Linked DNA regions of Homo sapiens: region 2 is linked to region 1. The links are chromatin loops, found by intact Hi-C in ENCODE. Cell type or tissue: PC-3. All regions are shown on one strand. Links, peaks and the distances in the headings refer to the core of each region. The heading gives the core; the rest is flanking DNA. Region 1 overlaps SPOCK3 (SPARC (osteonectin), cwcv and kazal like domains proteoglycan 3). Region 2 overlaps SPOCK3 (SPARC (osteonectin), cwcv and kazal like domains proteoglycan 3).

The links. Peaks named below come from ENCODE experiments on the same cell type or tissue, not always from the same donor. Only the 100,000 strongest peaks of a DNase experiment are listed, where the experiment ranks them.
Region 2: a loop joins it to region 1, with 6 times the contacts of the local background. A loop is called at or near these places in 1 of 110 quality-filtered maps.

Annotation. Positions count from the first base shown.
Region 1 is chr4:166,996,272-167,004,141 of GRCh38, forward strand. It overlaps SPOCK3 (SPARC (osteonectin), cwcv and kazal like domains proteoglycan 3), which reads right to left. Exons shown (of 11, transcript NM_001040159.2): 4 at 4,078-4,192. Among named protein-coding and RNA genes, the nearest start is that of SPOCK3, 230 kb to the right of the region's middle. In PC-3, for the core only: no CTCF peak of the experiment used is centred there; a DNase peak (open chromatin) is centred at 4,060; H3K4me3 peaks cover 579 bases; H3K27ac peaks cover 1,919 bases.
Region 2 is chr4:166,921,543-166,929,412 of GRCh38, forward strand. The region is part of intron 4 of SPOCK3 (SPARC (osteonectin), cwcv and kazal like domains proteoglycan 3); the gene reads right to left. Among named protein-coding and RNA genes, the nearest start is that of SPOCK3, 310 kb to the right of the region's middle. In PC-3, for the core only: no CTCF peak of the experiment used is centred there; a DNase peak (open chromatin) is centred at 3,139; H3K27ac peaks cover 2,114 bases.

The DNA of each region.
Region 1 (7,870 bases), core at 2,117-6,116:
TGTCTTATTATGCCAAACCTTTTCCTTTTAATATCAGCAGCATCGATTGGTGCCAGCAACACTGATCTAGAAATAGTGTTAATTATCTGCAGCTGCACAGGCAGCAAGGGAGCATAAAACACTGGGCTTCTTGTTCACAATATACAAAAACAATGAAACAATCACCCTCAGCTGTCAGCATCTTCAGATCTTTCCCCAAGGGTAACAATATAACAAGTGGATCACATTCAAAGCTTGGGAAACCCATCATGTATTTCATATTAAAGCATCTAAATAATGGGTTATGTTACCATATTGGAAAAACATGCTGCAGCTAAAGTTCCTTCTCATTATTCATACTACTATTTTCTTTTAACTGGTAATGATAAAGGTAACAGAAAGTTAGCACAATGACAAAGATATCACCTGCTCTGAGACCAGTTCTTCACAGAAAAAGCCATTTGGAGACAATATCCAAATATATGACTTTGAACATCACATATTTGGATGGTTTACACCATCCTTTACACCGGCAGTGGTGGTCAAAACTAGACTAAAACTATGATTCACCTAATCATGTTATTTTTCTGATTTCAGAGGACAATTATTATTATTTAAAACGCTGAGGAAGGAGAAATTTACTAATTATTTCAATTATTTACAAATCCAAGTGAAGGACCTACTAGTTTCTTAAAACCAATCGTTACATCCCTCATTTCATGTTTAAATATCCTTCTTGAACAAGATAATGTGCCTTTCAGGGATATGGATGGAGCTGGTAGCCATCATCCCAGCAAACTAACACAGGAACAGAAAACCAAACACCACATGTTCTCACTTATAAGTGAGAGCTGAACGATGAGAACACATTGACACAGGGAGGGGAACAACACACACTGTGGCCTGTCGGTGGGGGTTAGGGGGAGGGAGAGCATCAAGGTAAACAGATTATGCATGCGGTGCTTAATACTTAGGCGATAGGCTGATAGGTGCAGTAAACCACCATGGGACACATTTACCTATATAACAAACCTGCACATTCTGCACATGTATCCCGGAACTTAAAATAAAATAAAATAAAATATTTAAAAATCCTCCTTTTCCTTTTATTTGATAAATCATGCATTCATTTATTCTGCCATTAAAACATACTTGTTGACTGATGCCTATACCCTTCTTAATTCATTTTCAGCAAATATACGCAAAGCACTAAGAAAATAATGTTTAAACCTAGATTATCTAGATTGACCATTTCAATTGATCAAACTATTTGTCAAAATTTTCTTCCTAAATATTTTACAAATGGCAGCTGTTTTACTAACCTCCTCAAAGAAAACATGTACTGAGCAGTAATTCAAGATCTGGGTACACAGCAGTAAATAAGACACCTTCACTGAGCTCAGTCAGTCGAAGGAGATCAATGTTAGACAAACTATTACAAATGTTGTGAGCACTGTAAGATGCGAAGGTTGAAATTCTAAAGCAATGGAGAAATGAGTGTGATATATTGTATTGGGAAGAGGAGACTGGAAAGTGTGTTTGAAAAACTGTATTCCCCTTGCAGGAAGAAACAGCGGGTTTCCTTTCTCTTTTATGAGATCTAGGGAAGAAAGAATAAGTTGTTCCTTTAAACAGAAAAAAGGTAGCAATTTGTATTCTAAACTATGCAAATGGACAAAAATTGATCAATTAAGCCGTCTTTCCCTGCTTTCTCTACCACATCCCCAAAATACACACAATCCTCAAATCTAAGATCTAGATTATTTATATTAGCCATTTTTATTGATCAAAGTGCTTGGCAAAGCTCTTCTTCCCTAAGCGTTGTATAAATAATCACTATGTACTGACATCCTCAAGGCAAATAAAGCATATCAAATATTAATCTTAAAATCAATTTGTTGGAAACTAGTGATTTATTTATTGAATAGAGCATGGATTGAATGGACATTTATAAATAGTCTCTATCAGAAATAGAACAGGACTAAATACTATTTACATAAAACATTTTGAAATTCACCCACTAAAAGCATATTAGTCTCCCCTCTGAACCCTCTCCACCACTACACCAAAGGCAAAGCTTCAGTAGTGCCCTATTAAGGATCTTTCAATTTTATATATTAAGGGACATTTGGCTATCAGTTTCTGATAGTCTTTATCATGTTAAGGAAGATTTTTGCCTGTAGTTAAGCTGTTTAATAAGTCAGAGAAGTAACGAGACAGCATAGTGGTAAAAAGCTTAGACTCTGGGGTCGATCAGTACAGATTAGAATTGAAGCTCTGAAAATTTCTAGCTTTGTAGTCTTGAGGCAGTTACTTTAACCTCTCTTAGCTTCAGTGTCCAGCAGGTGTCAAAACGAGTGTGTCTCTGCCACAGACATGATATTAACTGCGACGTCTTTGGTTGCTCTTTGACTTGGGTTCACGGGGCCAGGGGTGAAGTGGCAGGTGAATCTTTTCAAAGCTGTTAAATGTCTGCACGTGGAAATCTTTCCCAGGGTCTCTAGAACTTGTGATAAAACAGTTTTTTGCTTTTATGGGAGATAAACTGACTTAGTCTCTGTAACTTAGGTGAGAGATCATATATGAATCCCTTTTGACACCCTTCTCTTTTTTATTTCACCCCCTATATACACACATTCACATACTAATGTTTTTAAATTTGTATGATTAATTAATAGAAATGCCAAGAAATTTAGAATCCTAAGGAAATAAATAGAAAAATGAGTTTCTGGCCCAAAGCTTTGTTATCCCTCTGTAAAATTAGCATCAAAGTCAGGATTGATGGGGGATATGTTACTGATAACTGCTTCACCCATTTGTGCTTTCCCCTAGTAGGCTAACTTTACAGAATTGTGATTTCCAAGAAGTCTTTTGTTCTTTATATCACCAAACTGTTGTTTTCTTTCTCCTACTCCCTCTCTCTGTTCCACGAGTACATTATTGATATACCATGATTCTAACCCAAGTGAACACATTTTCAAACCCGCATACCTTTGTTATATCCAACTCCCTTGGTTCTAGAAATCTGCCACTATAGACTTAACATTGTGGAATAAAGACTTCTAATCCTTTTGGCATGTACAACAGGGTGTTATGTATATGTCCTCTTACATTATGAGAAACATCAATGTAACTTAAATATTTGCTGTTTCCTAGAAATGCTATTTATGTTCTTATTTTCCAATGTTATTATTCTTATTCTCTTACTGTTGGTGTGTTTAATAGAATTTATATGCAAGTACACTAAAGCCAAAAATCCAATTTTTCTCTGAGCACACACAAATAGCAAAATTTTCTTTGTTCATTTGATTTAAAAGCAATACATAAGTCCATTATCAGAGAAAGAGTATTCTCAAAAAATAACTTTAAAAATGATAAAGGAAACGAATACACCACTTGTTTCAGTCGGTTAAACAATGAATTCATGTTTGATTGTGGCGCGTTCAAATTTTTAAGACTCAGCACCAAACTACACAGGCTATTTCTAAATTACTGGTCCTTCCCAAAACAGAGCCCGTCTAACAGAAGCAGTGCTGGTTGTTATAAGATACTTGAAATCCTCCCTTCTTTTTTAGAAATTGTGAATCAGCATCCACCGAATAGATACAATGACTCCACTGGTATGAGTGACCCCTAAAGAAGGCATCCTGAGGGGTTCAAGTCCCAAGTCCCTATTTCGTGACTTTTAATCTCTTTTTATGAACATCAATCATTTTCTCTCCTCTAACTTTCTAACTCTCTCCTGAGGGAAATAAAGATGTTTGAATAGCCACAAACAAAAATATGTAGAGGGAACAAAACTAATTGTTCCTTAAACTTGAAAAAGCACAAACAACTAGATATAACATTTTAAATATCATCTTTATAAGACCTTCTTTATTTAATAATATATGCCTCAAATTCTATAATCTGTAGTAATTGTGACTGATACCAATGTTTAACCCAAGTGAATCATAATTGTATTAACTAAGCTTCTGTAACTGTTTCAATAAAACTCTGCATAAAAGATTAGCAGGCACTGCCAAATATTTATACTCTGCAGTTATTCCTGGTAAGGAGCGCTGTTCAATCAGTGGGATTAAATTTAACAATGTTTACCTGTGTGTAAGCCTCCGGTGACTAATGCAGACTGCAGTCTGAGAATCTTGAGCAATGCATACTTTATGGCGACTACATTTCATCTTTAAGCATGGATCCTTAGCTGGATCTAAAGCTAAAAAAATTGCAAAGAAAATATTAAAATAAGCTTCTGTAAAATGGAGGTATCAAATCCCATCAAACACAATTTGATCAGGTCATTTACATAATGCTTAATTGTAAACTTTCTTCACATTCTTTCTCTATTAAGAGAAACTTCTGCTTCTACCCACATAACTCAGAGTTAACAGCTAGCTGTAGTTGTCTCATCCACTCTATTCAGAAGCTAAGATGCACATATGCCTATGATCAGACAATGTGTTATCAAAATAGAAACTTTAAGACTCAAACTCTCTGTAGTTGCTACTGCCTTCTAAGCAGCAAAGGTGGTGAAATAGAGTATGTTACTGAAGTATTTTATGACAGTGGAAAACTGCAATCTATACCCTTGCTTTCCCGAGATAAATGCTGGTGGGTCAATAAAAGGGACAAAATGAACAAACAAAAATGTCAGTGGACATTAATGGATATCTTTGGCTATCCAAAAATAGTCTAGAGCTGTATTTGGAGACTGGATGAATATATCATAGTAAGAACTGAGATTCTGCATTTTCATTTTTACATCATTTGTGCATAATATTTGGACCACCATTTCTTCAAACAAACCTGTCTTGATGGCTGTCAACAAAAAGGCTATGTGAAATGTCGACGGTTTCATTTTATAACATCTTTATTTATATGTAATTCACATACTACACAATTTGGGCAGTTAAGTTTACAACCAATATTTTTCAGTATGTTTGCAATTATAAAATTATCACCACAATCAATATTAGAAGAATTTCATCACCAAAAATACCCAAACATATCGTCTTGTTATCATTATCATCCCCTATTCCCTCTCCCCTCCAACTAGTATTAGGCAACTACTCATCTAATTTCCATCTCTAGAGATTTTCCTATTCTGGACATTTTATATAAATTGAATGTTAAAATTTGTGGTGCTTTGTGACTAGCTTCTTTCACTTCGAACAATGTTTCTGAAGTTCAATCATGTTGTACCATGAATCACTACCTAATTCCTTTATATTGCTGAATATTATGCCATTTTACATATATACCACATTTTATTTATTCACTAGTAGATATGAATTTTGGTTGTTTCCACTTTTTTGGCTATTGTAAATAATACTGCTATTGGTGATCGTTCATGGTTAATCCCAGTGACACTTTGTTGTAATTTATTGTTGGGGGCAGACCAGAGGAGGAGTTGGTACAAATAAACAAAAGGCACTGAGTGTCCAGATTTGGTACATGCCAAAAGTGAGAGAAAGAAACAATGAAATATGGTAAACAAAAAATTCTAGTGCACAAAGAGAAATAAAACCAGAAAAATGTGCATTTGGAATATGCAGAAGTATTTGGAAGGGTTCCAGGCTGACCAGCGGAAATAAAATGTGGATTTGAGATAATCTTTGAGGGTAACTCAAGCTGATTCTTAAGCATATTTAGTCAATAGCCTAAATAAAGTGAATATATTTTGATAATCAATGCATTTTATTTATTTTATTATATTTTATTTTATTTTTGAGACAGAGTTTCTCTCTGACGCCCTGGCTAGAGTTCAGTGGTGCGATCTCGGCTCACTTCAACCTCCACTTCACAGGCTTAAGTGATTCTCCTGCCTCAGCCTCCCAAGTTGCTGGGACTACAGGCGCCCACCACCATGCCCAGATAATTTTTGTATTTTTAGTAGAGACGGGGTTTCACCATGTTGGCCAGGCAGCTCTTGAACTCCTGACCCGAAATGATCCACCCACCTTAGCCTCCCAAGGTGCTGGGATTACAATGGTGAGCCACTGCCCTCGGCCTGATAATCAATATAAAATACAGATATAAGCTATAATATATATGCACATATATCTTACTGATTTCAAATATATAAAGTATATTTCTGCAAAACTCTTGTTAGAGATTTTACATAACCATGAGATTTAAAATAAAGAATGTTAACACATATCATTGGTGACATTTTAACTAACAGACATTTTATATTATTCCATGCTAAAGTGGTCAAGACATTAAATGCATCTATTTGGAAGATAAATGTTTCAATTTTCTCCATACTAAGATAATTTTTTAAATAAGTAATGATTAGATTAATTATAGCTTTCCTTGTTTGGTCAGTAGCTTTAATAATGAAAATAAACTATATTAATTTTTCATTGTCTATAACATGTTAAATATACTTTGTTCACTATGCAAATGTAAATTGCTACAACATTCTTTTCAGACTATCACAGTTTGAATCATCATTAGGTAAAAAAAAGCTGTCTTCGAAATACTGCACTACAAAAGTGTATGACTTCTTGTTGGACAACATAAAAGAAAAAAACACACTATAACTTAGAAGACATTAAAAGTGTTTTGAGCTATTTCTAATGTTTAGCCTATGTTGATGTCTAATTACTAAAATCACTTTTTAAAATTCATTAAACAATTCTGCCTAACAATTAAATAATGTACTGCCTCTGTACTATATGTACATATATGTCATATACTCCTTTTGAGTATATTTAATCTTGGACTTATGTTCTGAAAAAGGAGTGTTTTCATTTTGAAATAAAACACTATAGTACATATAAAATTTTGATTAATCTAGTTACGATTCCAATGCAGACTGGTATGATTATAGCTGTTTCTTTACCTTATAAAATCTGCATTCGATAATTTCCAAAAGTTCTGTCACACAGTTTTGTCATGTATGCTCAAGAAAATGGAACTCAAAAATTGATATACAGTGAAAATAGAACAAATTTAACACATGAAAAATAATGTAATGAGTTTTACATAGGATTTTATGTAAATGACCAAATAAGAGAGGAGCAGTATTTGTCAGGAGATGGAAAATATAGGAGAAAATAAATATAAAGAATCAGATACATAGCATGTACAATAACAAAAAGACCACTTTCTGTGCATGAGATTTTAACCATCTGTATTTTTTAGTAGAACTCACATTGTTGGCAGCTTAAAAAATACAAAACATTACACACTGTAAATACAGATGCCTAAGATTTTATTCTTGAAACCACAACAATAACACAACAAATTTCTCTTGGCTGAAGTCCACGGATTAGAATCAATCCTCTGCCTTAAAGGGACCTGGCATAAATTCATCATCTCCCTCTGTTGTGTTCTTCTTTCCGTCTTGTTTTCCATTTAGCGTCTCCTCTTCTGTTCCGCATGATTGTATTTAGTTTTCTCTCCAGCAACCAGTCAAACTACCTCTAGAAAGATTTCAGCAATTGCATTTGACTTCACTTGGCTATATTCTTTTCTTCATCCTAATCTCTAATAAACTTTCTGGTCAGTGTAAACTAACCTGGGTACCTGACAAGTAAGTTTTTTTTGGTTGTGTTTCAGAAAACACCATCTGTATTTTAAACAACTGCCATATAATGTATCCTTTGAGCGTCATTACATTCGCAGTGTAGGATCTCCCTCAATCTTTTGCCAGAATACTTGTTTTTTAGTCCAGAATTTTTCCCAGTTACTTCCAGACAAAGCCCTGGGCTTCATTCACATTTGTTTTTGGTCTCACCTACCCTTGCTGCCTCAGGCATTCCCACCATTATGGGCTGGATGAGGCCTGATTCTTCCTAGTTTATGCTAGGACAGATATCGTACAAGAATTGTATCTTGTCTCCAGCAGACTCAACATTTTTGTTGGCAGAGATGTATAAATAGTTAT
Region 2 (7,870 bases), core at 1,637-5,636, 75 kb before region 1:
CTTGACCTTGTGATCCGCCCGCCTTGGCCTCCCAAAGTGCTGTGATTACAGGCATGAGCCACTGCACCCAGCCCGTGTTGACTCTTTATTGGTATAACCAGGAGTAGGGGCAGACTCACTAGCCAAGGAACTGTTCTCCTGGAAATTGTATCTCAATACTTTGTACTATATATTAAAGACTATAAAAAAGCCTTTCAAAAACAGTTTTATTATTGTTACTTATATATTATTACTTATAGTTACAGCTACATAAATGTTCTATGAACTGAATCAGGTACCATTAAAATTCCCATCACTATCTCTCCTAATAAATTATCATCTTCTAACCTACAAATAGTACCTATGCGCCCTTCTAGATACTGTTTAGTTATTTGCTCATAAACGTACAACGGGGGTCCCCAAAAGCCAGGCAGTGGCCCAGTAGCCGTCACCTGTTAGGAACCGGGCTGCACAGTAGGAGGTAAGCAAGCCAGCATCACCACCTGAGCACCGCCTCCTGTCAGATCAGCAGTGGCATTAGTGCAAACCCTATTGTGAACGGCGGACACGAGGGGTCTAGGTGTTGCCCTCCTTATGAGAATCTAGCATCTGATCATCTGAGGTGAAACAGTTTCATACCCAAACCATCTCCCACTCCCCTGTAAACCAGTCCTTGGTGCCAAAAAGATTGGGGACCGCTGCCCTACAAGATATTCAGGAACAATTTCACACCCTAGTGGCATCAGAGGGATAGAATCATTACATTCATGGAATTCAGAATTTATTTGTGGACAAAAAAGTAGGAGTAGCTTTTTGTAGGATTTTTCTATAGTCTAAGAAGTGATAAGGACAATATAGAGCCTATCTCATGAAGTTATATTCATCTTTGAGGTCCTGACTTTGATGCCATTGGTTTGTAAATATTTTCTAACTCCTCTTATGCTTTTATATGTCTTGTCAATTCTAACAATCACCTATATAGTCATCTTTCCTATTTAACCCAATTTATACTCACACTCCCCTAATTCTGAGTCCCTTTCATGCTCTAATGACATCTCTCATGACATTAGGAGACGTATCTGCGCCTAATACCTACTCTTTCCTTCCTTATGCTGTTTCTCTAATTCTGAAGTTTGGGAGATTATGGACCCACTTAGAGCAAAGGCCACTTTCTGTAGCCTACAAATATTTCTAACTTCTGTTGAACTCCACTTACAAGCACGCAGGAAGCAGCAGGGCAGTAAAAGATGTCATTTTAATCACAGTATGATATTGCATATAAGTTGAATTTAATCTCAGCATCCTTTGGAGTCAACATACCAAGCATTCTGACCTCTGTGCAATTTGCCCAATCAATGCCTGTTTTTCCTTTCGTTAGATCACACTTCCAGAAATACAGTTTCTAAGATTGGGGGATGTGTTAGTTTCCCATGTCTGCTGTAATAACTTACCAAAAACTTGCTGATTTAAACAACGAAATTTAATCTCTCACCGTTAGGAATCTAAAAGTCTAAAATCAGTATCTCTTGACTGAAATCAAGGTGTTGGCAGGACTACACTCTCCCAGTGGGGGGTTTCCAGGTCATAATCTGTGCTTGCTTCTTCCAGTTTCTGGTAGCTATTGACATTTCTTGGCTTATGGCTACAACTTTCTACTCCATCTTCCTATCACTTTCTCCTGTTTTTGTCTGTGTCAAAACTCCCTGTCTCTCTCTTATAAGGATACATGTGATTACATTTAGGTCTCACCCTGATAATCTAGGATAAATTCTTCCTCTGAAGATCCTTAATGTAACCATATCTTTTGGCACACATAGTAATATTCACTCTTATGCTTTATAAGATGATATTCGCAGATTATGGGAACTAAAATATGGTCATATCTTTTAGGCCATCATTTAGCTCACAACAGGGAGAATACTCAGAAAAGAGAGATTCTATTTCTCTGATAACAAAAAAGCTTCAGGAATGGAGTCCCTAGTTTGGAGAGATGTCATAATTAATTCCATGCATAAATTCACATAGACAGTATATTTTGCCCTGTCTAATCAATTCTTTCACATCTAATGGAAAAACGTATGGTCCATGATGATATTTTGGGACTCATACATTGCCCATTAGCAGCCACAAGACTGTTCCCATCTATGCTTTGTCTTAATCACAAACCACAGCCAGGTCTAACTGATTCTTCTGTCAGTAAAGACCAACTGTAGGTTCCCAAACAAAAGGTATTTAAATTCATCTAATTTCCCAGTGAATTTCAGCACAGTTTGTACTTTTTACACTTTACTGATTTTTAGACACTACATAACTGTTAAAGTTGTAAAGAGTAGAAAAAAATAGACCCCATTTTTATGCATTAAAAATTAAAAATGGCAGGCATATCAACATCCCTCATTTGACCCTAAATTTTATTAAAGCAGGGGCTAATGATAATGGGGTTTCTTTTTGTTCTTTTGCATTTAGCAGTCGTGGTCACTGGAGGAAAGCTGAAAGAAAGTAGTGGGTACAAGGCTTAGTGTCACAGAATTGGGAAAGATACAGGCTTTGTGACATCCAAGGTTGACATTAGCTTGCCCGTTAAAAGCCAGTCAGTTAGAATAAAATAAAAATAATAAACTTGCCTCTGAATTCAAACAAGTGTCTTTTTTTCCTCAATGTTATTTTATGCCATAATATAAAGGAACATCACAAAATATTTAACATAATTTCTTCCCTTTGGTAGGTTCAGCCTATCAAAGACTCTTTTCTGCCCTGTGTTTTAGAATTTTTAGCATGCTTTCCATTATTTATTTAGGAAGCAAGCATTCAGGAAATTAAAAATTTGGCTCTTCACAACTGTAAGTGAAAGAGTAATTTATAAAGGCTTTTAAAAAATACTTTAAACCTTTCAGAACACTGTTAATTTACTGCATGTTTTGGTTTGTCACATGACTTTTTAGAATAACAAGATCCATTTAATCTACGAACTCATGCTAATTTCCCCTTGAAAAATGCTCACCACAGTCTCTCTTGCCCTTCTGACAGCTTTTTTCTGACCAACTGGAGGCCATAAAATATACTACATGCTAAGAATTGTCTACACTTCCTAACTCCCTCACTAACAATGCCTGAAAGGCATAGAAAGATGACTAATGACTTATCATGTTTGCTGAACACATGGCTGGTAAGTGGAATGGCTAGGCTGAAGAAAAAGGTTAGTAGGTCCCAGGGTGTGGACTCCCATGGTTAAATTAAACCGACCTGGAAAATGCTGCCAAGGAGTTAGCCACCGTCTTCCCACCATATTGAAGGGAAGCTGAAATGGGCAACTTAATCTAGTGCAACTTGTTAGAGACTTTTGATAAAATAATAACACTTTTTTACTCTCATTTGTTTCTCTTGTTAGAAGTTTATTTGTTTTAATATTGATTTGATAAAAGTAACACTAGCATTATTTAGGATTGGGGTTCCCTGGGGTACTTTAATCACTTCCCAGCAATAGATTAAATATAACTTTGTAGTAATCTTGTCCCACAAATGTCAGTGGATATATAGAGAGATAAATATCTATGCTTATATATTACTATGGCATGGCTAGAGAAGGAAATTCTACAAGCATGCTTATAGAACAGGCAATACATAAGCAAGTAGCCATAGCTGTATTCTAATAAAACATTTGTATGAACAATGAAATTGAATTTCATATAATGTAATGTATCACTAAATATTACATTTTTGATTATTTACCCCAACTCTTTGAAAATACAAAAACCATTCTTAATTCTCAGGTCCTACATAAAAAGACTGTCAGCAAGATTTTGTACACAGGTCTAGTTTTTGACCCTGCTCTAAGAAATAGTAGAACTACAAAATAGAAGAAAAAACGTATTCCCCAAATCAACAAAAAAGAGACCTCACTGCCTGAACCTGAGAATACGCTTACTAGTTTAACGTGTGTGTAAAAAGTACATTTATATTGTGTGATACCATTGAAATTTGGGGGTAAATTTGTTATAGCATTATGATAAATAATATAGATATTTGAAGCAATCTAGACATATTAATATCTAAAATACATCTTATTTTAACACAGTCAAAAAATGAAATAATAGAAAATGATTTCTAGCCTTCTTGGTTTCTAGTGAGACATCAATTCAACCACTCCAAGGTAAATTTTTTTTTTTAAATATTTACAAACGATTCTAACTTTCAAAGCATAGAATCTCAATCTTGGACTTGAGAGTGTGAAGAAATTTTAAAAGCAAAAATACAATTCTCAACAAAATATACCTCAGAGTCAATGCTGTGCTTGTGAATTTCCCAATGTGCAAAGTGAAAGAGTTCTAAAATCCAATTTATTTTAAGAAAACTCATGGAGCCACATGAACGCATTAAGCTTATTTACCAGTTTCTGTTTGTTTAACAACTCACTTTAAACAAGTATGCAAATATATCTATGTCCCACTAGAAAATCAAATAAACTTCTTCTCTAAGTTACACACATTAATTTACACTCATATATTTACACAACCACTTGAGTGAATGATTAGTAGACAGATTTTTTCAAAGCTTAGAGAAATTTTTATAGGAAAATTATTATTTGAATAGCATAGTCATCAAGAGAAAATAAGTGATGACATAATAATCCCTTTGGTGAAGCTAAATTTTACAAGCCCTTTGACCGGAGTGAAACACAGGTGTTGAATAAATGGTAAAGCTTTACTAAATATAGAACATGAGAAAAAATTATCATTCAGTTTATGAATTATTCATTGAGTCTCATATTCAATAATTATTTGAACCCTATGGGCTCTTAGGAGTAGGTCAGCATACTCATAGCCACACAGCACAGATAGCCAAATCTGTAGAACTTCAGTTTTCTCAAATATTTGAGGAATATTATACATGTTTTTAAGAGAAAATGGCTGCCTTTGGTATTTTCTTCAGGCTATGCTATTCAGATCCCGCTTGAAATAATTCAATGGGAAGGTTTGATACCTGGGTGTTTTTTGCTGTTGTTGTTTTTGTTTTTGCTTTTTTTGTTTTTTTTGATGAGTATTTGAACTTAGTTTTTGGCTTCTTTGACAGAATTTTAAAATGTTGCCTTTATGTCCAAGCAACCCAACAGCTGGTAGGAGATGCTTTAACTTTTACCTCTTCCCTATGACACCTGACCTCCTTTTCCTCTATGTGAGACCCAGGAGAAACTAGTAATAGGTATGTATGGAATAATTATTTTTAGACAAAAATCATCCCAAGTTCTATTTTAGCAAGTTAGTAACTAATGCCCTGTTACCTCAAACTCTGCAAAAAGGACCCTCTGAAATACACTTAAAGGGACAATGGCCACATTGAACAAAGTAAAGCAAGAGAGGAGTCTGTCTCTCTCGCGTTTCAACATTTCCGTAAGGTGTGAAAGAGAAAAAATTCAGAATGACTTAATTTCAAGATTTATAATGCTTAAATCCCTGAAAAAGGGGTGTAAGGTGACTAATAGCAATGGACCCTAAATTCTCTAAAAAGTCCACATATATATATTTCAAAGCTGCAAATTATGACAGAAAACCTAATATGAAGTTAAGGTAGAAAATATGGATTTACTTGTTGGAAGACATAATACAGAATAATTTCAAATAATTTCTTCAATAATAATACTTTACAACCTGACTAGTAAAATTATCCCATTCATATGGTTTCACTCTGTATCCCCACCCAAATCTCCTCTTGAATTTTGGCTCCCATAATTCCCACGTTTTGTGGGAGGGATGCTGTGAGGGATAATTGAATCATTGGGGCGGTTTCTCCATACAGTTCCTGTGGTAGTTCATGTGGGCTCATGAGACCCGATGGTTTTATAAGGGGTTTCCACTTTTGCTTCTCTCTCATTCTCTCTTGCTGCCACCACGTAAGGAGTGCCTTTCACCTTTCGCCATGATTGTGAGGCTTTCTCAACCACGTGGAACTGTGAGTCCATTAAACCTATTTTTTCCCCACTCTCAGGTATGTCTTTATCAGCAGCATGAAAACAGATGAATACACCCATAAAGTTGTCACACTCTTCACAAAATGTAACTCAAAACGTATCACAGACCTAAATGTACAATGCAAAACTATGAGACACCTAGAATTTAACATAGAAGAAAATCTACATCACCTCGGTTTTGGAAAGTTTTTTTAGATACAACGCAAGAGGTATGATCCATGAAAGAAAGAATTGAAAAGCTGTATTTCATTACAATTAAAAATTTTTGTTTTGTGAAAGACAGCGTCAAGAGAATGATGAGGAGACAAGCCAGAGACTGGGGGAAAATATTTGCCAAAGACATATCTGATAAAAGTCTGTTATTCAAAATATGAAAATAATATAAAAAACTCAACAATAAGAAAAAAAAATGCAACTTAAAAATGAGCCAAAGACCTTGATAGACACCTCACCAAAGATGATATGCATACGGCAAATAAGCACATTGAAAGTTGATCTACAGCATATGTTATTCAGGACTCGCAAATTGAAACCATGGGATAGCACTATAAACTTATTAGAATGGCCAAAACTCAGAACGCTGACAACACCAAAAGCTGGGGATAATGTGGCACTATAGAGACTCTGATTCATTGCTGGTGGGAATGCAAAATGATACAGCAACTTTGGAAAACAGTTTGGCAGCTTCCTCTCAAACTAAACATACTCTTACCAAGGGATCCAGCAATTATACTCATTGGTATGTACACAAAAAGTTGAAAAGGTATGTCCACACAAAAGCTTGCAGACAGATGTTTATAGCAGCTTTATTCATAATTCCAAAAACTTGGAAGCAAGCAACACGTCCTTCAGTAAGTGATTGAATAAACTGTGGTATATCCAGACAATGATACATTAGTCAGCACTAAAAATAAACTTTAATGCAGTAACTGGAAGAAGCCAACCAGGAAAGGCTACCTACTGTAAGATTCTAACTATAAGAAATGCTGGAAAAGGCAAACTATGAGACACAAAAAAGATCAGTGGTTTGCCAGGGGTTATTAGGGAGGAAAGGATGAATAGGCAGATCACAGAAGACTTTTAGTGGAGTGAAACTACTCTGTATGATAGTATAATGGTAGATACATGTCATTTTAAATTTGTCCAAACCCATAGAATGTACAACACCAAGAGTCAACTCTAATGTAAACTATGGACTTTGAGGCCAGGCACGGTGGCTCACGCCTGTAATCCCAGCACTTTGGGAGGCCTAGGCGGGCGGATCGTGAGGTCAGCAGTTCGAGACAGCCTGGCCAACATGGTGAAGCCCCATCTTTACTAAAAATACAAAAATTAGCCAGGTGTGGTGGTGGGTGCCCGAAATCCCAGCTACTCAGGAGACTGAGGCAGGAGAATCGCTTGAACTCAGGAGGCAGAGTTTGTAGTGAGCTGAGACCATGCCATTGCACTCCAGCCTGGGCGATAGAGTGAGACTCTGCCTCAAAACAACAACAACAACAACAACAAAAACTATGGACTTTGAGTGATAATAATGTGTCAGTATAGGTTTATGGACTGTACCAAATGCACCACACTGGAGGAGTATGTTGATAATGGGGAGGGTTCTGCAATGTGTGGGGGCAGTAGGTACATGGGAAATCTTTGTACCCTCTGTTCAGTATTACTGTGAACCAAAACAGCTCTAAAAAAGTAAGTATTTTAAAAAGAAAGGCAGAATGTTAGCTTTAGGTTTAAAACACATAGCAGAGGTGTTCTGGTTTGAATTGATGGTTTAGTGCTCTGAGAATACTAGTTTAGGGGTAATTTCCTATTTCTTCCCACTGCAGAAGTGAGTAATTTGATGATTTTCATGCATATTCTAAATCTTCCCAGAGCTGTCAAAGTGCTTCAGAAACTGAATGTTTTGAATTTTTCCTTCTTGATTGT